Regions from separate parts of the Mus musculus genome. Here all the other regions are linked to region 1. A link is a loop called in an ENCODE intact Hi-C map of the cell type or tissue named here. Cell type or tissue: heart. All regions are shown on one strand.

The links. Hi-C counts contacts between places; a loop is a spot of excess contacts. Peaks named below come from ENCODE experiments on the same cell type or tissue, not always from the same donor. Only the 100,000 strongest peaks of a DNase experiment are listed, where the experiment ranks them.
Region 2: a loop joins it to region 1, with 3 times the contacts of the local background. A loop is called at or near these places in 3 of 42 quality-filtered maps.
Region 3: it touches region 1 in a loop (8-fold over the local background); 3 of 42 quality-filtered maps call a loop at or near these places.

The regions. Positions count from the first base shown.
Region 1 is chr19:29,802,133-29,810,132 of GRCm38, reverse strand. It overlaps 9930021J03Rik (RIKEN cDNA 9930021J03 gene), which reads left to right and starts at 4,124. Exons shown (of 8, transcript NM_172836.3): 1 at 4,124-4,851. The coding sequence starts at 4,259. It overlaps Ranbp6 (RAN binding protein 6), which reads left to right. Exons shown (of 1, transcript NM_177721.4): 1 at 1-2,025. The coding sequence ends at 500. In heart, a CTCF peak has its summit at 4,598; DNase peaks (open chromatin) are centred at 3,532, 4,272 and 4,922; H3K4me3 peaks cover 3,279 bases; H3K27ac peaks cover 2,301 bases.
Region 2 is chr19:29,522,407-29,530,406 of GRCm38, reverse strand. It overlaps Ric1 (RAB6A GEF complex partner 1), which reads right to left. Exons shown (of 26, transcript NM_001081319.1): 1 at 7,741-8,000. The coding sequence starts at 7,884. Among named protein-coding and RNA genes, the nearest start is that of Ric1, 4.1 kb to the right of the region's middle. In heart, a CTCF peak has its summit at 4,711 (motif pointing left); a DNase peak (open chromatin) is centred at 7,356; H3K4me3 peaks cover 1,786 bases; H3K27ac peaks cover 1,567 bases.
Region 3 is chr19:29,366,134-29,374,133 of GRCm38, reverse strand. Cd274 (CD274 antigen) reads right to left here and starts at 6,696. Exons shown (of 7, transcript NM_021893.3): 1 at 6,628-6,696; 2 at 1,615-1,680; 3 at 235-576. The coding sequence starts at 1,666. It also overlaps a transcript of Plgrkt not described here. In heart, a CTCF peak has its summit at 3,379 (motif pointing right); DNase peaks (open chromatin) are centred at 6,743, 7,323 and 7,763; H3K4me3 peaks cover 1,673 bases; H3K27ac peaks cover 1,076 bases.

The sequences.
Region 1 (8,000 bases):
TGGCACAGTTTGGTGGAGATGACTACCGTTCCTTGTGTTCAGAAGCCGTTCCACTCTTGGTAAAAGTTATTAAGTGTGCAAATTCCAAAACCAAAAAGAATGTGATTGCTACAGAGAACTGTATCTCAGCAATCGGAAAGATTCTGAAGTTTAAGCCCAACTGTGTAAATGTGGATGAAGTTCTCCCACACTGGTTATCGTGGCTTCCGCTGCATGAAGATAAAGAAGAAGCTATTCAGACTTTGAATTTTCTCTGTGACCTAATTGAAAGCAACCACCCAGTTGTGATTGGTCCAAATAATTCCAATCTTCCCAAAATCATCAGTATAATCGCAGAAGGAAAAATTAATGAAACTATTAGCCATGAAGACCCCTGTGCCAAACGCCTAGCTAATGTTGTCCGTCAGATACAGACTTCTGAAGAATTGTGGTTGGAATGCACATCTCAACTCGATGATGAGCAGCAGGAAGCTTTACATGAGTTACTCAGTTTTGCTTGAAGCAGTTTAATACCATCTATCATAAAAGTAGCTACAACGTGTCGTGAGTGGATTCATTACAAATGAGAGATATACCATTTCTCTCTGCTAAGCAGTTCATACTTCTATGTTTCTCCAGGATTAGTGTTAAGGTCTCCTGTTTACTTTGCACGTGTCACTTCTTAAACTGTGGTTGTAACCTGTGCTTCCAGTTGTCCTAGAGTTATTTGTCACCTTCCCCCTATTTAGTGTGAAATGTATAAATTGTTATTTGTCTGACCTATTGATGCTGGGCAGACGGTATATTTTGTGCCAAGATGTCTGTGACTGTCACAAGATGCAAAAAAGCTCACAAAGAAAGGGAGACTTCCAGGTTAAACATTTCTGGAATTGAGGGTGAAGAATACAGTGGCAGACTTGTTCTTCCTTGGTAATACTGTGTTTGTTACAGTGAGGGACGGATGCTAGAACTGAGTGTGTCAAGGTATGGCAGTGGTTGTAGGAGTTGTTTTCTACAATATAAGTGAACCTTTTCATATGGTACTCCTGAAAAGTGGTTATAGCATGTCTAAAAACAGTTCCTAAAGTATCCAGCTGAGAGTTATGAGAACTTTTAAATCTCCTTAACCAAACTGGTTTAAAAGAATTTATCTAGAACTGAAACATTCATGGGTGTGGAGGAGGTACTGAGGAGACATTTAACACTGAAAGAATCTGACAGACTAGAACAGTGTAATAAATACTAAATAGTCAGTGTTTGTGGGAGTCAGGTATTGTTACATGTTTTGGCCAAGTATTATTTTGTGTTTGTATGTCATATCCCCGTAACTCCCATTTCAAACATAAAGGGAAACCTTTATTCAGAATGGGGGTTAAATAGAGTTCTATTTTGACAGATTCTACAGAAACAGTGAAACAAAATGTTATCCTTAAACATTAAAAAGAAAAGAGCTTTAAGACTAGTCACATATCAGTGTATGTGTATTACAAAACAGCTATCAATTTATGGTTAATTACATTAAATGGAATGTCTTTAGTGTTGAAGGTTTTTTTTTGTTTGTTTGTTTGTTTTGTTTTTTTTGGGTTTTTTTGGTAGGATAGGAAAAGACTTCTACTTAATGGAACTTCATTCAAAACTTACAAACAAGAATGTCTGTTGTGACTTCCTGAGCCTGTTGTGAGTACTGTGTATGTAACAGACCAAATATGTCCGAACCAGTAAGTGCTCAATAAATTGTCAGTGTTACTACTGTTGATTGTCCTTCTACTGTGTTCTTTTTTATACTTTAAAATTTTTTTACATGGAATTTCCCTCCCCTACTAGGTCTATCTAGGACTACTGCAGACAGGGATATAAAGTCAGGATTATAGATAGCTCAGAATTTGATATATACTATGCTTATAATTGTATTTAAAATAAATAGAAAAATAGCTACCTTGAAGTTTATGTTTTCTCTGGGTGGTGGGACTAAGTGCCAGTTCTTCTCTTATCTATAATTAACCTATGAACAATATGTTTCTTATTAATAAAAGTTTTTTTAAGTCCAAGGACTTGATTTTTTTCTTTCATAATAACTAGGATCAGTTCATGAATAGAGTTAAGGCTCCTTCTAATTATCTGTAGCTCTTTCTATGTCTTAAGAAATCTTTCACCAAGATTCTTTTTTCATTTTCTGTAGTCTTGTAGAAATCTGACAAATGATTTGTAATTGGGCAATTGGAGTTTTGAAGTAAGAGTTCTTAAATTTAAATTTTGTCAAACTTTTCCTGTTAGTTTCCCCATCTGTAAGATAGCCTAATGGGTAGCTTATGTGGTTGTTGTTAGAGTCAAAGAAGATAATGACTACCAAGTGCTTAGTAGCACAAGGTTCAGAAAGTGGAAGCTATTGTGTAAAGTTTTGAAATGGGTCTGGTGGCTAAAAGAGGACATTTTCTTGAGTTTGGTTGGCTTTAGATTTGTGGGCTTTGTCAGAGGAAATGAAGGAAAGGCTAGCCATACAGTTGTCAGTTGCTGAAGTATAACTGCCCCACCTTTTCATCATGAACCGTGGTATGTCTGAGAGAAAACTATAAATTCCAGATAAATACATGCATGTGTATAAGTCTGTGTATATGTGAAGTACTTTAATAACTTGTATTCCTGTTGCACTATTTTACTTACAACTGGTATTTAACTTACTGAGTCCCCACAAGAAAGTTTTACACTATTAAATGTTATCAGTCCTTTAGTAGTTAAAGTCTTTGTTTATAGTCGCAAACCATTTTGAAGGTGAGATAATCTCAACCATTTAGTTATGAATATCATGTTTAAGATGCATTTCTATAGTTTTGGTTTTATGTTTCATTCCAAGTTTCAAGCAAGTTTAAGTCTGAATATTATGTGCATTAGAAAGCTGTGACATCTATTTGGGGTTCATTAATTTCCCCGTCATTTTAAGCAACAAGTAAACTAATGTAGTGAGTCCATATTTTAGTCATTTAAAAATATGTAGCGAGATTTTAAAGCCACACCAGTGACAAGCTGTACAGCTTAGAATAGACATATGGAGACTTTTTAGTGAGATTGCATTCTCTTAAATTCTTAGCCGAACTTAAGATCTCGTGTGTTTTTCGGTTTTTAAAAGTCAATAGAAAACAGGACTCGCTTTCGAGAACTAGAGTTCTACAGGCCACCACTCTTCTTTTGAGGAGCTCTTAATTTTTCTTTCTAAACTTTTCTAAACGCTGGGGTTTTTTTTGTTTTTTTTGTAAAAAACAAAACCCAGTCACAAGGAAGGAGAGGTACAAAGAATATTTTACAACGGAGAGGATTGAATCTTGTTCACTCTCGTTATTCACTTGTGTTAACAAAGGTTATCTAGTAACTGCCTTGAGAAAACTAACAGTAAAATTTTTAGAACTAGTAAGGGTCTCACCAAAAGGAAACTTTCAGTCTATGGTTCACCTTCCAGACTGCGCCAGCGCAGGCGCTCTGTTTCTCCCTCCACCCCACCCCTTACAGACGTCCGCATATTGATGACATCATTAGTCCGCGCCACACCCTGGGCCTCCGAGCCTGTGGGAGAGCCAAGTCCAGGGCTTTCGCGTAGCGGGGCGGGGCCATCCCGTGCTACTACGCATGCGCGCCGGGCATGGCGGAGGCAGCTCTTTCTTCGCCTCTCTCCCCGGCTCTCCCCGGCCGGGGGGGCTGAGTGCCCTCCCCCTTTCCTCCCCGCCCCTCCCCTCCCCTCGCCCCCTCCCGCCCAGCGGGGCTTCTAACTGACAGTCGTCGCCCGGCCCGGTCCGTGCGCCGCCTCCTCCTGCCCGGGTCCCCCCGCAGGTAGACAGGGGCGGGAGGGGGTGTGAGGGAGAGGAGGAGCCGGAGCCGCGGCGGCCCGGGGCTGCGGCCCACTCGGGAAGGAGCCGAGCCCTCTTAGTCCTCGCCCCCTCCCAGCGCCCCGTCGGCCCGGGAGGGGGTGGGGCGCCGAGGCCCCGCGGGCCGGGCCGGGTGTGGAGCGTGCAGCCGGCGCGGGCCGCGCGCCGCCGGGGGGAGGGGAGAGGAGGGCACCTAGCTCTCCTCTCCCCCCTCCCCCGCGCGCCATGTAACCCCGCCCCTCGGGCGCGAGCCTGAGACCCCCGCGCGCGCGGGTCCCCGGCCGGCCGGCGACGGAGGAGAGCAAGGCCCGATGCGGCAGGGGCTGCGCGGCGCCGCGGATCTCTGAGGAAGCGGCCCGCGCTCCCGCGTCCCCCGGTGCCCGGAGCGGCCGCTCCTCTCGACCCAGCCTGGGCCTGCCGGGGGCATGAGCGTGCCGGAGCCACCGGGGGAGATGGAGCGGGCCGCGGAGGAGGAGCGGCCGCCACCGCCGACCGGAGAAGGGAACGAGGAAGAGGTGGTGGTGGCAGCGGCGGCCCGGGCCTCGGGGCTGGTCCGCCGGAGGAGTGCCTCCTCGGTGGACGAGGAGGAGGAAGCGGCGGCGTCGGAGACGACGGTGGTCGCAGGCGGTGGCTGCAAGGAGCAGGAGCTGACCTACGAGCTGCAGCAGGGCTACCGCATCCTGGGCGAGTTCCTGCAGGAGAAGCACCGCGGCCTCACCGCCCCTTTCCTGCAGCCCTTGGGGGGCGTTGCCGCCGGGGAAGAAGAGGTGGCCGAAGGGCGGCGCAGCGGGGGCCGGGGCAGTCGCGTCCCCCCGCAGCAGCCCAGCCAGGGCATGTGTCTGTTGAAGATGGAGGAGAAGTTCTCCAGCGGCCAGTACAGGGGCATCACGGAGTTTGTGGCGGACTTCAGGTTGATGCTGGAGACCTGCTACCGCTTGCACGGTGTCGACCACTGGATCTCCAAACAGGGCCAGAAGCTGGAGATGTTGCTGGAGCAGAAGTTGGCGCTTCTCTCTCGGTAAGTGAGCTCGGGTCCCCGGTGGGACTGACAAACCGACACAAACACACCCACACACGTGTCCGAGAAGGGGCTGGGCCAGGGCCTGGGGGGCGGCGCTGATAGGTGCTGAGTTGGTGCTAGAACCGCGGGAGGAGGAGCGGCCGCGCTGGGCGCGGGACCGGAGGGGTGTGGTGGGCACCCACGCCAAAGCCGAGAAGGTAGCCCTGTCCTAAGAACCCCAAACTCGGATATAACAGGTAGATAAGGTTCAAGACGTAAGACCTACCGGAGAAGGCGAAAGCCTTTTTGTAGGATGGAAGTTGAACCCGCCACTTATAGACAGTTTACAACGGCACGTGGGGCGAGATACCTTTAGAAAAATAATGTTGCTCGTAGGGAATGATAGTCGAGCATACTGTCTGTTTCAACCATTTGGAATTTAAGTGTGATTAAATGTTTCCGTTTCATGAGGAAATTGAATTTTTTTTCAGTGACAAGAAATGAATGCACCAACACAACGTCTTTCATAAGTTTAGACTTGCATGGTGTGGGCCTGTCGGAGACTTTTTCCAGTGCTAGATAGAACAGAGGGTTTCAAGCATGCCAGACAAGCACTCTTGAACCCAGCCTCAAACATTTTTTATTCTACTAGAAATTATAAATAATTCAAATTGTACAGGGCTTTCGGTATACACCATCTATATGATTCCCCCCCTTTTATTACTAAATGAAATAGAGAAGAGAAAATAAGTTAACATAGGACACTGAAGGTGTTTTATACAATAATCAGTATATAGTGAACATGAACCCAGTTAATTTAACTTTTTCAGTAATGGAAAAGTTAAAATATTAGAAATGTTAATTAAAGTAGATTAATTAATTACCAGGATTTTTAATTTTGTGTGTATGAGAGAGTGTATGTGCACTGTGTGGGATGGGGCATGATCATGCAGTGGAAATCAGAAGAAAGTGTCTGGTGGCCGCCAACACTCTACATTTTTTCCTTTGGGAAAACGTGAGATTTGCATATTTTTTTAAGAGACTGGAAGCTAGCAAGCCCCAGCCAGCCTCCAGTCTTCATCTCCTTTGGAGCAGGGGTTACAGGTTGGTTCCATGGTAATAGGATCTGAACTCAAGTCCTCCTGATTGGGCACCAAGGGCTGTTAAGTGCTAAGTCATCTTTCCAGCTCCTGGAATGGGGGTTTGAGTTTTATTACCGGGCTGAGCTTGACTGATTGACTTTTTGACCTGTTTGCTTGTCTATAAAATAGGGTCTATAAAATATTCCCTACTAAAAAGGTTGCTGTGAGGACTAAATGAGGTTTTTTTTAACAAAGTCAATAATATAGGTCATGTAACTCAATGTATTAAGCACAGTAGTGTAATAAAATGAATATTATCTCAGATCTGGACTTGGGCATTGTATGAAATGTGTAAAATCTGTTATTCATTTGTCTTTGGCTTCTCATATACTATTTTAAAATTTATTAATAATTTCACTAAAAGAATAATATAGTAAGTGTTTACTCATTAAAAGGCAGATTCTCTTTAAACAGATTAAAGTTGTTTTTGCTTTCTGCAGTGAAGTAGAATTATTTGGTAATAGGTTAAGTGTTTACAAATTAGCTTTGTAAGTTTAATATTTTTATTTGGTGATTTTTTTTTTTAAACTGTGTTACTCTTTACAGTGTAGTGTAGTGGAAATGGCACATATTTAAAAAGCAGTCCATTCAAATGTCATAAATTGTAAAAACTTTTTTTAAAAGAAGATTTATTTTAACTTGTGGCAGAGGGCTTATATGCATGTGAGTGCAGGTGCCTGTGAAGGCCACAGTTTGTCAGAGTCACTGGAGCTGAAGTTACAGGTGTTTGTGAGCCGCCCGAGGTGAGTGCTAGGAATCAAACGCTGGTCCTCTGGGAGGGAGCAGTATGTGCTCTTAGTCATCTGAGCCACTCTCCAGTCCCACGTGTCATTATTGTTAGATAGCTAAATATACTCCAGACTGATGTCACAGGATTTGAAACACAGAAGGAACCTTAGTGTTCTTGTCATCCACCTAGTTTTACAGATGGCAAAAATAGCACATAGAATGAGACAGGATAGCTCTATGGAAGTTCTAAAGGTTAGCATGTATATACAGCGCAACTATAGATATATTCAAAATTACTGTGTGAATAACAAATCTTTGTCTACAAAATGACAGGTTATTTCTCTTTTGCATAAAAATGTATAAATATTATTCCTAATAGCTTATGCTCAGAAATAGCTCCATGAGGTCTACACTTAGAATTTAAACTAGCAATGTTGTAAAGTTAATAAAAAAAATAGATGTTTCTGATTTATTAGGCCAAAAGAAATAAAAATTCATGCGTTTTAGTAGCAAAAGTAATGTGATAGTCTCAAATAGATAATTTTGAGTCCCTCGTGTTTTTGTGTTTTGTTATTTGATGTATGCAAACACTTTGTAAGTGCTAGACTATATCTGTGGATACTAAAGTTTTTTCTTTTTTATATTAGCTTAAAATCTGAGTCATAACTTAGCAAGTATTTTGAGTGGGCAGAACTGAGTGAAAGCTACAGCTTCTTGGAATATAGGTTGGATTTATCGATGTTCAAGAACAGTATTCTACAGACTTTATGTGATTATGGTTTTCGGAAAAGAGATGACCTTATGAGTATCTTCAAGAGATGTGTGGTATGTTAGTCATTAAACAAGTATCACATGTTATCTAAGTTTTGTCTTCTGACGTATATTTCTTAGACACTGAGTTATTACTTTCAAATGGTAAAAATTACTTTAAGGTTGCTGCATATATGGAGCTGGCAAGAATACTCAGTGGGGAAGTATTGGCTGCCAAGCTTGAGACCCGGATTTGACCCCTGGACTCCTGTGATGGAGTAGAGGAGAGACCTGACTCCTGAGGTCGCCCTCTGTTTGAGCTGCTACATATACTATTGAGCTTTCTGTTGAGCAGTTGGTGAGGTATTAGGTAAAGAGGAGCCACATTATCATTAGTGAGCAGCCTAGTGGTACTGGTATTGTGAACAAGTTAGAGCAGATCTGTTTCATCATCTATCCAGTGACAGTGATGATAAACTAGATTAGTTGATAGTATACATTTTCTGAATTTATTTGATGGGATTGACTTGAAATCTTGGCTTAGTT
Region 2 (8,000 bases), 280 kb after region 1:
ATACCCAAAGAAGGAACATCAACAAAAGCTCAAGGGATCCTCAAGCCTATAGAGAAATGGCCTGACTGATACATTCATTATAGGAAACTTTCTAAAAAAAAAAAAAAAAGTAATGTTTAAACAAAAGAGCCCTTTTGCTATGCAACAATCGACTACCAGAGGATCTCAAATGCAACAGTGATTTTTCAGCCTTAACACTATAAGTACCAAATATTTTTGATATTTGTGGTTTCCAAATATTTTCCAATCACATAAGATTCATAGAACCTTGGCCAAATAAGAATAAATTGTACTGATAGTAAAGTACTATTAAACAATAGTGAGGTAACAGCCCACACTATCAAAACCAGAAAAGTAAAAATACACAAAATTCTTTTCCATGAAATAACTTAAGGTAAAGGCAAAGAAACATAATTGGACTAATCTTCCTTTAGACAACAAGAAAAATCTAGGAAAGAATATTTAAAACCCCAAAAGCAAGCTAATGTGGGTAAAAATGAGAAAGTAGCCTTGCTTGAAAAGCAATGATTATCCTATCTCAACCTCTTAAGTAGCCAGAATTTACAGGCTTGTACCGTGTTCAAGACACCCTGGCTAATATGAAATGAGCTAATTTTGCTGCCTAAAAAGCTTTAAATTTAGCTTTAAAAATAAAGCATAAGTGTAAAATTTACAATAAAAGCAGAAGTCCAAGGAAGAAGTGCAATACAGAAAACCCTAAAGATTCCACAACTAAAAATAAGTACACAAAGCCAATAAGGTTACAAGACATAAAAACTAAGCACAAAACCAATGTTTCTTTACACTAAAAACAAACTGAAAAAGAACTTAAGAAAGCAATCCTATTTATAAAAAGCATCCAAAAGTAAACTAGTATATAAGTGTAACTAACCAGGTGACACTGAAACTGTAAGACCCTGAGCATGGCACAAATGCAAAGATATCCCATGTTCATGGACAACGAGCTGACATTGTTTAAATGTGCATACTATCAATATAATCCCTATTAAAATTCCAATGATTTTTTTCATAGACATTTACAGAACAATCTTAAAATTCATAGAGAATCCAAAGGACCAAAGAGTGAACGCAATCAAACAGAAAACAACACTGCATTAATACTACCTGGTTTCTAAGTATAATGTATAGGTACAGCAACCAAGATAGCACACTATTTGGATAGAAGCAAGGCAGAGATCAATGGAACAGAAGAGAACCTTACAGAGACACCAAGCACCCCACCCCAACAACCCCACACACCTCACTGCACCTTTGATAAGGACTCTAAGACTGAACAAAAGGGAAAATGGTCTTTTCAACAAATGGTGCCAGGAAACCTCGATATCCAAATGGAAAGGAAAAGCGCTCATCCACAAGGCCAAGTCAGGGCAACTGGAGACTTAAATTAAACATGGGGCCTGAAACACCCCATTTCATGATGAAAATGGAGGGAAAGCTCCCTGATACTGGTTTTGGTAAATGTTTTGGATGGCACCAAAAGCAAAGAACCAAAGCACAAATGAACCGTGGGAATATGTGAATCTAAAAAGCTCCCAACCAGCAAGGAAAACAGCTGATGACATGAAAAGGCAGCTTGTGCAAAGGGAAATGCACATCAAAGCTGTCATGTCAGATAGTGCTTCTGTACTCGTTAGGATGGATTTCCCCAAGAAGTCAAATGATAAAATGTTGGTAAGGATCTAGAAGAGGGAACTTCTCAAAACTGGTGAGACTGTAATTGATATGGAAAAACCATATGGGGTATTTACAAATTTTTAAAAGAACCATATAGTTTCATAATCCTATAACTTCAGTACCTATCTGCATGTACACTTGAGCATAGATAGAGTATTAGTTCAAACATGTACAAAGGAAAGAATTGAAATCAGTATTTTAAAAGTTATCTGCATGCCTGTATTCACTAAAGCATTACTCCAGTCACCATAACAATCTAAGTGACTGTCAACAGATGGACTGATAAAGGAAATGTGGTGTGTATACAAAGGGATATTATTCGGTCTTTTTTTTTTAAAGGAAATCCGGATACTTAGTACAATAGGAATGAACTTTTAATGAAATAACGTGAAATAATAACCAGACAAAGGATGGCATATACTGCAGAAACTACTACATATGTAAAATCTCAAGAAGTAAAACCCATAAAAACCAAGACTAGAACAGAGATTACCAGAAGTTGGAGTGGAAGGAATGGGGTGATTTGGGTCAAATACAAATACACAGTTTTAAGACTAGTCAATTTTTGTAATTTAATGAAGAGTTTGGAGACTACAGGTAATAGTATTATAACTTGAAATTTGTTCATTATTATTATACAATAGTAATATGTGTGTTGGGTGAGGGTCATGCATGTGCTACAATGTGCGTACATGTGTGTGTGTACGTGTGTGTGTGTGTGTGTAGGTCAGAGGGAGGCCAAAAAGATTTTTTATATGTATGAGTGTGTGCTTCCATGTATGTATATACACCAAATGGGTACCCTATGCCCATAGAGGCCAGAAGAGGGCATGAGCATGTGAACTAAATCTGGCTCCCCTCCCAGAGCAGTTAGGTGCTTTTAACCACTAGGCTATCTCTATAGCCTGAGGTAGATCTTAAGTGTTTTCATCACACATAAAAGAACTATGTGAGGTGGTGGGCATGCTTATTAGCTTGATTATAGCTATCACTACACATGTATATAAAAACATTTTACCATATAAGTTCTACAATTTTTGTCATATATATGCTTCAGTAAAGCAAGAAGGAAAAAACCCCAAAACAGTACTTTATCAATAAATGAACCCTTCCGGTTATGGTAGGTAACGATGACTCATGGAGAAAGACGGGTTGCAACAGAAGCTGAAGGATAGGTACTATACTAATAATCAGACATGAGGCAAGAGAGCCTCCAGGACAGGAGTGGCTCTCATATCAAACCAAGGAGTTTGAACTTTATTCCTTAACAAAAAGCGAACCCTAGAAGACTTTCAGACATGTGGACTTATAAGGAAGGCCTCTAGAGGCAGTAACAGAGCTGAAAAGGTGAAATACAACTATTGGAGAAAAGGAGATGGAAATGAAACAGCCTTCCTGAGGACACAGCTAATTATATACTTACAGCTTGGCTCTTGAGACATCTACCTTACTGTGTTTTCTATGTACACAGTAACAGGGATTTTGCACTATTAGCACACATCAACAGGAATGCAAGTTTCTGCTCAGGATTACTCAAATACATTATTTAGGAGACAGTAATGAATTGCCAATCTCAACTTTCTATTAGCAACCCACAGTGGTAACTCAAAAGACTTTCATTCTCTGGGTGTGATGGTGAGTTCTAGGTCAGCCAGTGATACATAGTGAAACTCTGTCTCAAAAAAAAACCAAAAAAACCCAAAAAAACCAAAAAAACAAAAAACAGAAGGCTTTCATGCATCATAGTAACATACATCATTGGGCAAAATGTTTTCTCTATATAATAAGCCACTTCATTACTTTCATGTGCTGCCTATTTATGCTATCCTTTACAATTAGTATTCAAAAAAACTTGTGAAAGTAATTTAAATATTTCAAAATCAGTGACCTGAAAATTGAGATGAGTACGTATCTAATTCAGAATGAAACCATCCTAAATATTTTAAGGTTCACATATGTAGTCGTTCATAGTTACAGTTAAGGAGTCTATTAAAAGAATATCCACGGTCCTCCTTATACAACAAAACCCAGTTCATGACATGTAATACTCATTTTATGGGGGAGCTCAATGCCCCAGCTGAATTCTACAATTCTCTTAACAGAAATATACCATCCTAACATAGATACTAAATCTTTCTTTCTTTTCTTTTTCTCTTCCCTCTTCCTCCTTCCTTCCAGCCCACCCTCCTTCCTTTTCCTCAACAAAGTCTTAGGCTAGCCCTTATGCTAGCCCAGGCTGGCCTCAAATTCACAGCAGTTCCTGCCTCATCCTCCCAATCTCCCAGTCCTGCTTGGATTACAGGAAGGAGCTACCAACCCATGTTCTAAATATTTTTTTAAAACAGCCACTTAGGCTGTTGTTTAGCTCCAAAAAGTGTGGGTAACACTATTATAGACTCCAGTAGGCTTTTAAATTACTAGTTTGTTTGTTTACTTATTTATTTAGTGTATTTCTGTGTGGCTGTGCAAGCACATAATCATGAAGGAGAGAACAACCTGCAGGAGTGACCCTCTGCTGTTACTATGTGCATCACCAGGGATGGCAGGCAGCACTCTCCCCGCTGAGCCACGTATTTAGGCCTGGCTGGCCCCTGGACTAGGTTTTAGAACTCCGAATTAGAATCACAGTGTCCAAAGGGCAAACCTCTAGTAACACATCACACTGAAAACCAAGCAACAAACCCAATTTAGTGATGAAATGTGCTATTTTAATTATCAAAAAGCAAAGTGGATATCTATAGAAATGTTTGTTCATAAACCAAACAGCATTCACATGTATCTTCCAAATTTGTCTAGAAAATTAGTCTGAACAGATATGACTCTAAAACACTGGAATTTCAAATAGCAATTTAGTACATAATAAAGGTAGCTATAACTGGTTCATAAAAGTTTACTAGAGGGGGCTGGAGAGATGGCTCAGCGGTTAAGAGCACAGACTGCTCTTCCAGAGGTCCTGAGTTCAATTCCCAGCAACCACACGGTGGCTCACAACCATCTGTAATAAGATCTGCTGCCCTCTTCTGGTGTAACCGAAGACAGCTACAGTGCACGCACATAAAATAAATAACTCTTAAAAAAAAAAAAAAAAAAAAAAAAAAAAAGGGGGCTGGTGAGATGGCTCAGTGGGTAAGAGCACCTGACTGCTCTTCTGAAGGTCCAGAGTTCAAATCCCAGCAACCACATGGTGGCTCACAACCATCCCTAACAAGATCTGACTCCCTCTTCTGGTGTGTCTGAAGACAGCTACAGTGTACTTACATATAATAATAAATAAATCTTTAAAAAAAAAAAAAAAAAGTTTACTAGAAGACCCATAAAATGTACTGTTATTTTTAGAGATTTTAGTTTAATGTTCCCATAGTCTAATGGGTAATCAAAATTTCACATACAGCAACTTTTTCGGACAAGCAAATAACCAGTTGAGACTAAATGCACATTTCTTCCTCAAAGCAGGTTTTCTCTTTTAAAACTACCCTTTTCTTATGCATGTTTACTTTATTGAGTACTAACAAAATTTCAAACAAACAAAATCTAATTATTCTTTCTCTTTTGAGTCACTATCGCTGCCTTCAAATGTCCTAATGTAACTTTTTACCACTTCAACTCTGTAAACCCCTTTTGAACTTCACAATAGTCTAAAAATTAAATAAATAAAATCAACATTCATATTCTCAATGAAGGTATTTTAAACCAATTCATTCCAAATTATGGGTATAAGTGATAGCCTCTTTGATTTACCTAGAGGTAGTTTTGCTTTTAATATTTTGAACCTAAACACTGTGTTGTAAAGTTTGGAAATAAGAAAGTTAAAATGAACGTTCTCACAGGATAAGAAAAGCTACAAGCATATATCCCAAGAGAAGGAGACTTGGCAGGTGGAGCCTGGCACCGTTCCCACTCCTCAGCCACATAATCAGACTTTGAATCATCTCATTTAAGCATGATTTTCTAAATCACAAAGCTTGTGCACAGAGTTTCAGGTTAACTCTAAACCTAGAGTGCCCTGTAGGCTCCCTACCATAGTCCAGAAATTGATTTCACTTTATGCCTCTGAACCCATATATTTCCCCGAAATCTACCCTCTGAAAACGTTTTCTTTCCCTGTGTGTGATTGTTTTGTATGTGTGTGAAATTCTAAGTTTCACACACTAGAGATCAGTAGTAACCAAGGTACTTTTGTGAGACTCAGGTGTGTAGAGTGGGAGTTTGAAGGGAATGAACAGAGGATGCATAAGTTCCATAACACTACATCTAACTCCCAAGCCAAACAGATTTTATCCATGTCACAATGTCCACAAGACAACTGAGACTCATTTTAATGTGGGGGTGGGGGTGGGGTGTGTGTGGAGAAGGTAGCCTACAAGCTTCTGGCCTACCATGCTAAACTTACATAAATCAGATTTGTATCCTTAGGGGTTAAAATGATTAAAACGTTAGATTTTAAAAGTGTTACATTCGAACAAAACTACTAAATTTAGGAAACAATGTAAAATTCAACTTCTAATTATGCTCTTCCAAACAACTATTGACTTTAAATAGTTGCACTACATAAAAGTTGTTCAACTGCTCATAAATTGAAAACGGATCTCACTTAGGTACCAACTTACATTTACAACGCACATATTTAAAAATTCAATTCAGCACGGATCTGAGTATCACATTGCTGATGCTGTAATTGTTTAGTAACCTGCGGTTTTCATACCTTTCTGAAAATTAGGTCAGCCAAAACTTAGTGACAAATAGCCTAACTATGTAATAGTAAAAGAGAAACCAATTAAATTGCTTAAATTCTAGCATCGGTTTTACCACAGCTGTGTGTGCGGACAATCAAGGGCATTATCAGCACACCATGGTAATAAGCAGAGATCTAAAGGGTTTAACCAAACCAAAACCAGTGTTTCACATATCTAGCAAGGGCAAGGTCAACCAACCTCTAGTCTCTTTTCAAGACCACCACCACTCTGACATCAATTAGTACTGTCTCTCTGAATGCAGTGTGTGGGGGGGGATCTTAAAACTCAGAATTCTGTAATTTTTACAGATGTCCAGGAGCAACAAAAACCGGACGGGGGCTAGCCCATTCACCCCTTACTTTTTCAAGTTAATTCTCTTATCTACTCGGAACTCAAGGCACGGGAGGAAAAAAAAAAAAAAGCCAGGCTGAAAGCAAAGAATTCTGACCCCATGCTCTTTCTAAGCCTGGAAATAATAATTTCCAGGTGCGGCGCGGACAGACGTGAGCTCCCCGACTCTCCAACCATCCCAGCAGAGCTCTCCAGAGTCCAAGAGCAGCCAAGAAAAGGACTGGAGTCCGTGATGTGTGGGGGAGACCCGGAGCTAAAGTTACCAGATATCTACACTCAAACCCAACAAGTCTTTAAGTTTTCAGAAATCAATTACCACAGGACTGTAAATTCTGACACTTGGTAAAGACCAACAGGCTTTCCGGAACTCCACTAAACAACAACCTTTAAAGCAGGGGTGGGGGGTGGGGGAGCGGGGACGCCACAGCTGCCGGAGTGCTGGGGGACGCTCCAACAGATTGGCTCGGCGGCAATGGGGGCAGAGAGGCAGGCAAGTCTGGGCTCCGCCAGGGAGCTCCAGGCCTGGCGCGCGGCTGTGGGTGCCACGCGGGGACTGGGGTGCAGTGGAGACTGTCCGCGCGCGGCTCCAACTCGAGAGCGAGGGTCGCTCGGGGTAAGTCGGGACCGGCTGGGGTCGCTCGGGGGTAGTTAGTTGGGACGGGACCGCCGTCGCTCCCTCGGAGGGAGTCGGGACTGGCCGGGGTCGCTCGGGGGAAGTCGGGACCGGTCCGGGGTCGCTCGGCGGCAGTCGCGCCAGTTCCAGGGTCACTATAGGGAGGGTGATCAGGATGGTTCTGGGTTCGCCCGGGGTTAGTTGGGACCGGACGGTGGTCGTTCGGAGGGAGTCGGGACGGGGCCAGGGTCGCTCGGGGAGAATCGGGACTAGATCCGGGCCTCTCTGGGGAAGTCGGGACCGGACAGGGGCCGCTCGGGGGAAGTCGGGACGCCGGCGCCTACTTACTCGGCTGTACCAGATGCTGAGGCGGGCCGGGGCCAGCACGGCGAAGAACGCTCTCCGAGGGTCAGACTGGACGTGGAGCGGCGCCTCGGCCGGGCTCCGCGGCGCGCAGAGCAGCCTCTTGGGCCAGCCGCTCAGGAAATACATGGTCCGCGCGCGGCCCCGACAGCCCCCCGGCGGCCCCGGCCGTGTCTGTCACGCTCGGCGGCCCCGGGCCAGGCGCCCACCTCCCACACCGCCACCGGCCGAGTCGGCGGCGGCGA
Region 3 (8,000 bases), 440 kb after region 1:
CAAAGCATGGCTGAGTATTATCTGGTACTGAATCTCAAGTTACTATCAAACACACAGTGCTAGGCTTTTTCACTGGTGAAGTGTGTGAACGAACGAATGAACAAACGAGCGAGAAGAACAGGCTGCTGTTGTTCTGTGAGAAGTGCGTGCGAACTCTCAAGAATGAAGAGCTCTCAACATTAGGGAGCTGTTTTAAATACGGATGAAGCCTTCCCCATCCAGGGTAATTCTTACCATTGACTTTCAGCGTGATTCGCTTGTAGTCCGCACCACCGTAGCTGATTATGCAGCAGTAAACGCCTGCGTCCTGCAGCTTGACGTCTGTGATCTGAAGGGCAGCATTTCCCTTCAAAAGCTGGTCCTTTGGCAGCGAGGCTCTCCCCCTGAAGTTGCTGTGCTGAGGCTTAAGGTCCTCCTCTCCTGCCACAAACTGAATCACTTGCTCATCTTCCTTTTCCCAGTACACCACTAACGCAAGCAGGTCCAGCTCCCGTTCTACAGGGAATCTGCACTCCATCGTGACGTTGCTGCCATACTCCACCACGTACAAGTCCTTTGGAGCCGTGATAGTAAACGCTGAAAAGGAAAGAGGACCAGCCCTCAGAAGACAGAAAACTCCTCCAAACACATCTGAAAACCTGGGTAAAAGGTTACTATCATTTTATTTAGGGAATCACATGAACACTAAAATTCTTCTTTGAAATAACTTCATGGGGCGGGGGTGGGGGGTGGTGGTGGTGATGCAAGCTAGATAATATATTCCCAGTCTTGTTTAAAAGGAACCAATAAATAAAAATATATTATCAGTGGGCCACCTCCCTGGGAATGTTCAGTAGTTATTCATAGGAAACGGATCACCTGTTAGTTCTGTATTACCTGATATTTTTATATTCATCCCCTGGGGGGTGGGGGCGGTTGTTGTTCATTCCTTCATTTGTTTCTGGTGTTGGGATTGCACCTAGGGCTTTTTTTTTACATCAGCCAAGTGTTCTACTACTAAACCACACCCAAAGCTCCAGTATTTTCCTTCATCCTTTCCAAGTAACTTATTTTTTTTGTCTTCACAAATAATTTTATTTATTTTTAAGATTTTATTTATTTATTAAAAATACATACAATATATTTGCCAAGTAACTTATTTATGGCAAAGGAGAATGAGAATGTGTTTGGATAAGCAAGGTATATTCCTTATAATTATCTTAGGGGATGGAGTGATTGCCCAGTAAGTAAACGACTTGCTGTGTAGCCCATGGACCCAAGTTCAAATCCCCAGAGACCAGGTAGAAGCCAGGTGCAGTAGCATGTGCCTACAATCTCAGTGGACTGGGAGGTGGAGACAGGAGAGCCCCCAGGAGGTTCTGAGCTAGCCGAACTACAGGACTCAGCAATGTACAACAAATAAGAGACCTTGTCTCAAACAAGGTAGAAGGTGAGGACTAAGCTCTAGGTTGTCCTATGAACGCTTTATGTGTGCCTAGCAACTGCACATACACACAGACCCCCCTCTACACACACATATACACACACATACACACCCCACAAATTACTTCCATTTTTAATTCATAGCTAAAATATTGAAAATATAGAACCCACTGAAAAGATTTGGTGACTTACCCCGTAGCAAGTGACAGCAGGCTGTGAATATAATGCCAGCAAATATCCTCATGTTTTGGGAACTATCTAGTAACGGGAAACACAGAGAGGTCTGCTTAATTTCAATAGCAGAGCAAGGAGACACTAGTAAATGTGTCCTTCTCATATATACATAAGCCCTAAAAGCCAGTCTGGAAAGAGCAGACGAGCCAGCTGTAACTGAAGCAATTCTGAGGGCTGGCCAACAACCGATTTGCAAGTGTGGAAACACAGCTGAACAGTTCAAAATTCAATGCTTTCATTTTGTAACTCAAAGCCATGTAGAACCAAGTGGAAAGAAGTCAGTATGATGGGATCAGCAGCTTTACATTGAGTTATTAGCCCCCCAGATTGTTAATGTACATTCAAACTCAGCCAAGGACCCCCCCCAGGCCCCCCTCCATATGTATCATGCGTTCTTTCAACATTGAAACGTATTTGAAAGCTAAAACCTGCTTTAGGCAAAGCTTCAAAGCAAAGAGCATCCAATTTTCACTTTCACTTTTCAATGCTTCCTCCCCATTAAAATCTCACCTCTGCCTCGCACCTATTCCACATGATAAATCTTTTCCCCAGTAAAGACAGTACAGTGGTAACAGCTATGGGAAGGAAGGAGACTTCCATCTGGCCCGGTTACTCTAAGGTCTGGATGTCTGAATGCTAGTGTCCCCTCCGCTGAACACTTTCCTAATTCACTCGGCAAACACTGAGTATCTCCTCTGAATCTGGCACTATTTGGGGCACTGCTGAAGCAGCAGGTGGGAAACAGGAGCCATTCTTCCATGAAACCGGTGTCTAAAGGAGTGGGCTCAAAGGTGAGCGCTACATTCCAGCCAGTCTAATAGTTTACATTTTCTGCTTCTGTGTTATTCGCATGTTTACAACGTTCATGGGAGAGTAGGTCTTCCCTTACCGTCTCTCTGACCTGTGTGCTCATTCACAGTCAATCTGAAAGGTGTATAAAGCTGACGAGGACGGCTTCTGCATCCTAGCCTCTGAACTCAGTGAGAAAACTATACATCGGTCAAGAGGAAGACGGATGAGAGTCTCACATAGCTCGAAGGATAATCAATAAAAGCGGAAAGAACGCTCTCGATAAGAAAGTCCATGGAGGATCTGTGATACCATTTGGACCTTCTGCTCTACCAAAATTACAGACTCCTCATAGGTAGCATTAGTGAAGATACAGGGATTTCTTGACCTTTCCTGGAAAGGATGTGAAATTGTATAGCTTCTTAAAGGTCAATTTTGTAATCTCTTAAAACTTTAACTGTGCATGTCGTATGATCTCTCTATTCCTGTCTTGGAAATTCATCTTAGAAAATATAAGTCATATGTAACAGAGATGACACAGCCAACAACAGTCCCAGACTTGAAATACCCCATGTATTAGCTAATAAAACTGTGTATACTCAAAATACCGTGACGGATAACTGTGTATACTCAAAATACCGTGACGGATAGATTTCAGTATATGCACAGGGGATGAGTTTGCAGAGAAGTAGGAAGGAGCTTAGAGGGTAGTATATAAACAAAAATATTCTTGTGTCGTAGAACAACCCCACTTCTCTTGAAGACACTGCCTGACAGTGATTATCTGCAAAGGTAATTGTGGCTTTTATAGGGAAGACAGGTAAGTTCTTACACATTTATACTTAAAAAAAAGTTTTGTTTTTTTTTTTTTTACTTATTTTATGTATGTGAGTACACTGTCACTGTCTCTAGACACACCAGAAGAGGGCATCAGATCCCATTACAGATGGTTGTGAGCCACCATGTGGTTGGTGCAGTTTGAACTCAGTACCTCCGGAAGAGCAGCCAGTGCTCTTAACTGCTGAGCCATCTCTTTAGCCCACATTTATACTTTTTTTAAAGGGAAAGAGATAGAAAAGGAGAGATGAAATAGCAAATTTTTTCTTCATTTTTTTGTGTGTGTGTCCAATTTTCAAATGAGTGAATAATCATTTTACTTATTAGGAAAAATAAATCATTACACCTATCGAATTTCTTGTGAGGGACCCTGAAACGGAGCTCAGACGTTGTCACTGAGGTAGAGTGACCATTTCAGTTTATTTTTATGGTTGGATATTGTTGGTGTTGTTATAAAAACGAATGTAGGCACATTACACACATTCTCCTCTAGGGACCGTTTGGTAATATTGGCTAACATATTTATTTGGTTGCCAAAGCTTGCTTGGGACGAAGGAGAGCTGTTACTGATGTGATGAAATAGAGGCCCGAGATGCTGCCAAGACCCTGCCCTGCCGCCTTCCCCCCCTCCCGCCCCCCGCCCCGCCCCAAGGTGACAGACACTGAGATGGCCTACAGCACCACCAGTGCCAAGCTGGAGAAACGGTGACCACTCTCAGCATGTCTGTCAATAGTTTCTGTTCAGCCATTTTCCTCTACACTTTTAAAGATTGATTTATTTTATGTGTAAGAGTGTTTTGTCTGGGACTGGAGGGATGGCTCAGAGGTTAAGAGCACTGGCTGCTCTTACCAAAGTCCTGAGTTTAATTCCTAGCAACCATATGGTAGCTTACAACCAACCACCTATGAGACCTGGTGCTCTCCTCTGCCCTTCAGGTGTACACGCAGGCAGAACCCCATATAAATAATATAGAAAGAAATCTGTTTTGGGGTTTTGTTTTTGTTTTTTAAGAATGTTTTGCCTGCTTGTACATCTGCTTGCCATATGTGTGCCTAGTACCTCTGAGGTATCTCTCCAGCCCCCGTTGTCTCACACATGTAATAGCCATTTTTAAAATGTAAGATTATGGCATAATTTCCCCAAGTCTTGTATTTAACAGGCCCCTAACACGGAGCGCCTTTGCTGTTATGTGTTGTCCCTTTTTTCAGAGTCACAAATATGTGTGTGCTTGGCCAATGTTTGGGCGAGTACCAGTTGTGTACCAGGTCCAAGTTTAGGCTTGAATTATAGATTTCCCTAAGGAGATCTGCGGATCTAGGGAGAAAGACTATGGCAACTGATACCACTACATCTTTGTGCAGCACAAACATTACTTTTTAGATCCCCCCATTCAATTCTTGAAAAATGCAACTTGATTTGTTTAAATAAATATTTAGCTCTCAATAATTACCTGATTACTTATTTTGACTGTTAAGGTCATAGCCTTCTTGCTGATTATTATGAATCATTGATGTTAGAAAAGGGCAGATGCAACAGCATCTGAGAGACTGGGGGAAGAGGCTAGCCTGGGCTACATAGTGAGACTCTGTCTCAAACAACAACAAGAGCATGAAAATAAAAACAAACAACAACAACAAAACAAAAAATAAACAAACCAAACCAAACCAAGGACATTTACAAAAAGAGCAAAATCAAATGACTCATTATTAATCATATCTCTCCAGTTCATCTGCCCAAGCAGATGAGGCAGGATGACATCCAGGCCTGTGAGGACACAGTGACTGTTGCAATGAGGCCCTGGGAGAAATGGCCAAGCCGAGTACTAGACAGTCACAATGAGGTACATGATATCCACTGAAGACTGTACCTAATTTTTCCTACGTTGATGGCAGACTCAGTTGGAACAGTTATCTATTGCTTATGAGTCTGCTTTAAAGCTTAGTATAAAGTCTGAAAGGTGATGGGTTGGGTCTGATAGTCACCTTCTTCAGTATCATATCCTCCCCTCCCTGGCTCTCAGGGTGCAGGTGTGAGCAGTAGATCAAAAGGGGAAATTCAGGGACCATGTAAATCAGCATGGCCTTTGACCTCTAAACCTGCACCTCTTACATGGGCTAAGAGTCCAGGGTCACCTTCTCCCTCCCTCCGGCAAGAAACTGTAACCTTTCACAAATTCCCAGACAAGAGCTGAGAGCCTTTCACAGAACAGAGTTTAAAGTAAAGAAGTGACGCTCATTCAAGATGGGGAAATAGGTTTGTCCCAGGGGAAGTCCAGATGAAGATCTTGGAACGCCACTTCTTTATCTTCCCATGGGGGGGGGGGGCACGGGGGGGGATGGGGGGGGGAAGAGTGCCTGGGGCGGGGAGGGGAAGCAGATGCAAACTTCCTTTCTCAAAAGAGTGAAAATTTACCCAGTTTTCAAATTCTATCAAATGATCCTGAACCCTGTGCTCAAATCCATCCCTTCTCCATCCCTCCTTAGAGCAGCATATAACCACTATCATGTCTTCCTATCTATGATGCTCAGCTGGGAAAGGTGAATATTTTCCCTGTATAAAGTTCTCCTTAAACACCGCTTGGTCACTATCATCATCAGCTGCGGATACTTTCTGGAATGTATTCTCAGGTTGTTGTTTTTTTTTTTTCTACACAAAGGCCTTTCAGACACTCAAACATAATGAAGTACTTATACATATAAGAGTTTATCTAAATGAAATACCTAGCCATATTCCAGACAGTCACATACACAGATGGTCAGTGGATGACTGAGCTAGTAAGGCACTATTACTAACCTGTGCATTCCTCAGTGGGAGAGTGATGCCCTTTAATAACCCAGCACAATGGAATATAGCAATTAAAAAAAAACTGGCTAAGTAATTCATAGGAAAGCACCTGTAATAATTTATTTTTAAAAAAAGATAGAATATTGTACTTTCACCTCTTATGACAACCCCAACCTAAACTTTAACATAGCCTAGGTCACTGTATCTAAGAACTGTTTGGGACATTTTCTTCCAAAAATCCTTTAGGTTCTCTGGGCAGATAGAATGAAAATCTTAAGCTCCAGCATCCTAGACCTCGACAGAGGAAGGGACCTCCGGAGATGCTTCAAGTGGAAAGACCCAGTCATTGCTAGCAAACAGTCAAGTCGCGCTAGGACCAATTAATTCATCTCTTCTGACCCAGCTACCTACCCACAAGATCCATAAACACACAAAACTGCGGATTCTGAGTTCTTAACTTTCCCAGGAAACCGGTTCCCTTCTCCGTCCTAAAAAGGTCTAGGGATTCTGGCTCTTTAAAGTGCCCTGCAAGCGGATTCCGCGAGAAGATGCTCCCTTACCTGCAGGCGAGGAGACTGGCCCGCGACGTGCAAGTGCAGCCTGGCATGAGGCTTGGGGACCACGATTTCCTGGTCTTATCTCGAGTTCAGAGCCCCGCCCACTCCGCGGAAGCCTTGTCCAACCTCCGCTGTCTGTGAAACCGAAGCCACCCAGTCCCTTTGAGCATGAGTTTATCTCATAGTATTTCCTGCGGATGACTTTAGAGTCAGCTTTGGGATATTCACAGTTTAAGAAAAAACGAAACTAGGCTTCGGTGCGGTGACACACGCCTTAATTCCAGTACTCAGGAGCCAGTGGCAGGTGAGTCTCTGGTCTATAGAGAGAGCTCCAAGACAACCGGGCTGCTACTGAGAGGCTGTCGATAAAAACAAAAACAAACAAACACTATTTAAAAACGAAACTAAAAGTGAAAGTGAAACCTGCATTAGCTTTCTTGTAAATCAGGTTCCCTCAAAGAAACAGTCCAGAGTAAACAACTCAGCTCTATTTTGGGTGGGAGTGGAACCTGAGGTCGGGGGTGGGGGTGGGGGGGAGCGTGTGCTTGGAGATCCACATAGGTTGCCTTCCTCTACAGCTCCCACCTTGATTTTTGAAAGAGGGTCTCTCTTACCTAACCTCGGGCTCGCAGCTGGCCAAACTAGCCGGCCAGCGTGGTCCAGGGATCCCCATCCGCGCCCCTGCTGCCAGGGCTAGGGTCTCAGAAATGGGCCATCACTGCATTTATTATGGGTAATGAGGACCCGAATTTCAAATCTTCAGGCTTGAGCAGTGAGCGCTTTAGAAGCAAAATATCTGAAGTCATAAGATCTCTGACTTAAATTTTATCTTCAGAATCCAGACACTTCAAATTACCATCCGATTCCCCATCTCTTTCAAGCCCTTTCTGGATACGTGGATACGTGACAGTCTTGACATGACTTTACATATAGAGTTATACAACCTATAGAGTTAATATCAAGCAAATGACTCAGTTTTAATTCTAGAAAGTAGGTGTGTCTGTATAATAGGAAATATATTTTTAAATCGTGGATTTGGTGACTTCCTCAAAGTTCCTCGACATAATGAAACCAGTTGTCTTGCCGTTCAAGAACTTCCCATCTCGAACCGTGCCCTTTGTGAACGCTGTGGATCACGGCCAGTCTCGGGATCCAGGTGGGGGAAGTCTATTCTAAATGATGTTGAGAAAGACTTTCTGCGAACTGGAAGTGTGGACTTTTTCCAAGACAAAACCTTGGGAACTCCACAGAGCACTGTCATCTTTAAACATTTCACTGTTGGACTTCAAGGGCCTTCTTCATTCTCTGCTTTCCCCCACTTACTTACTAAAACTACTATTCCAAAGTAGTGCACTGGGTGAATACTGGGGTGTCCG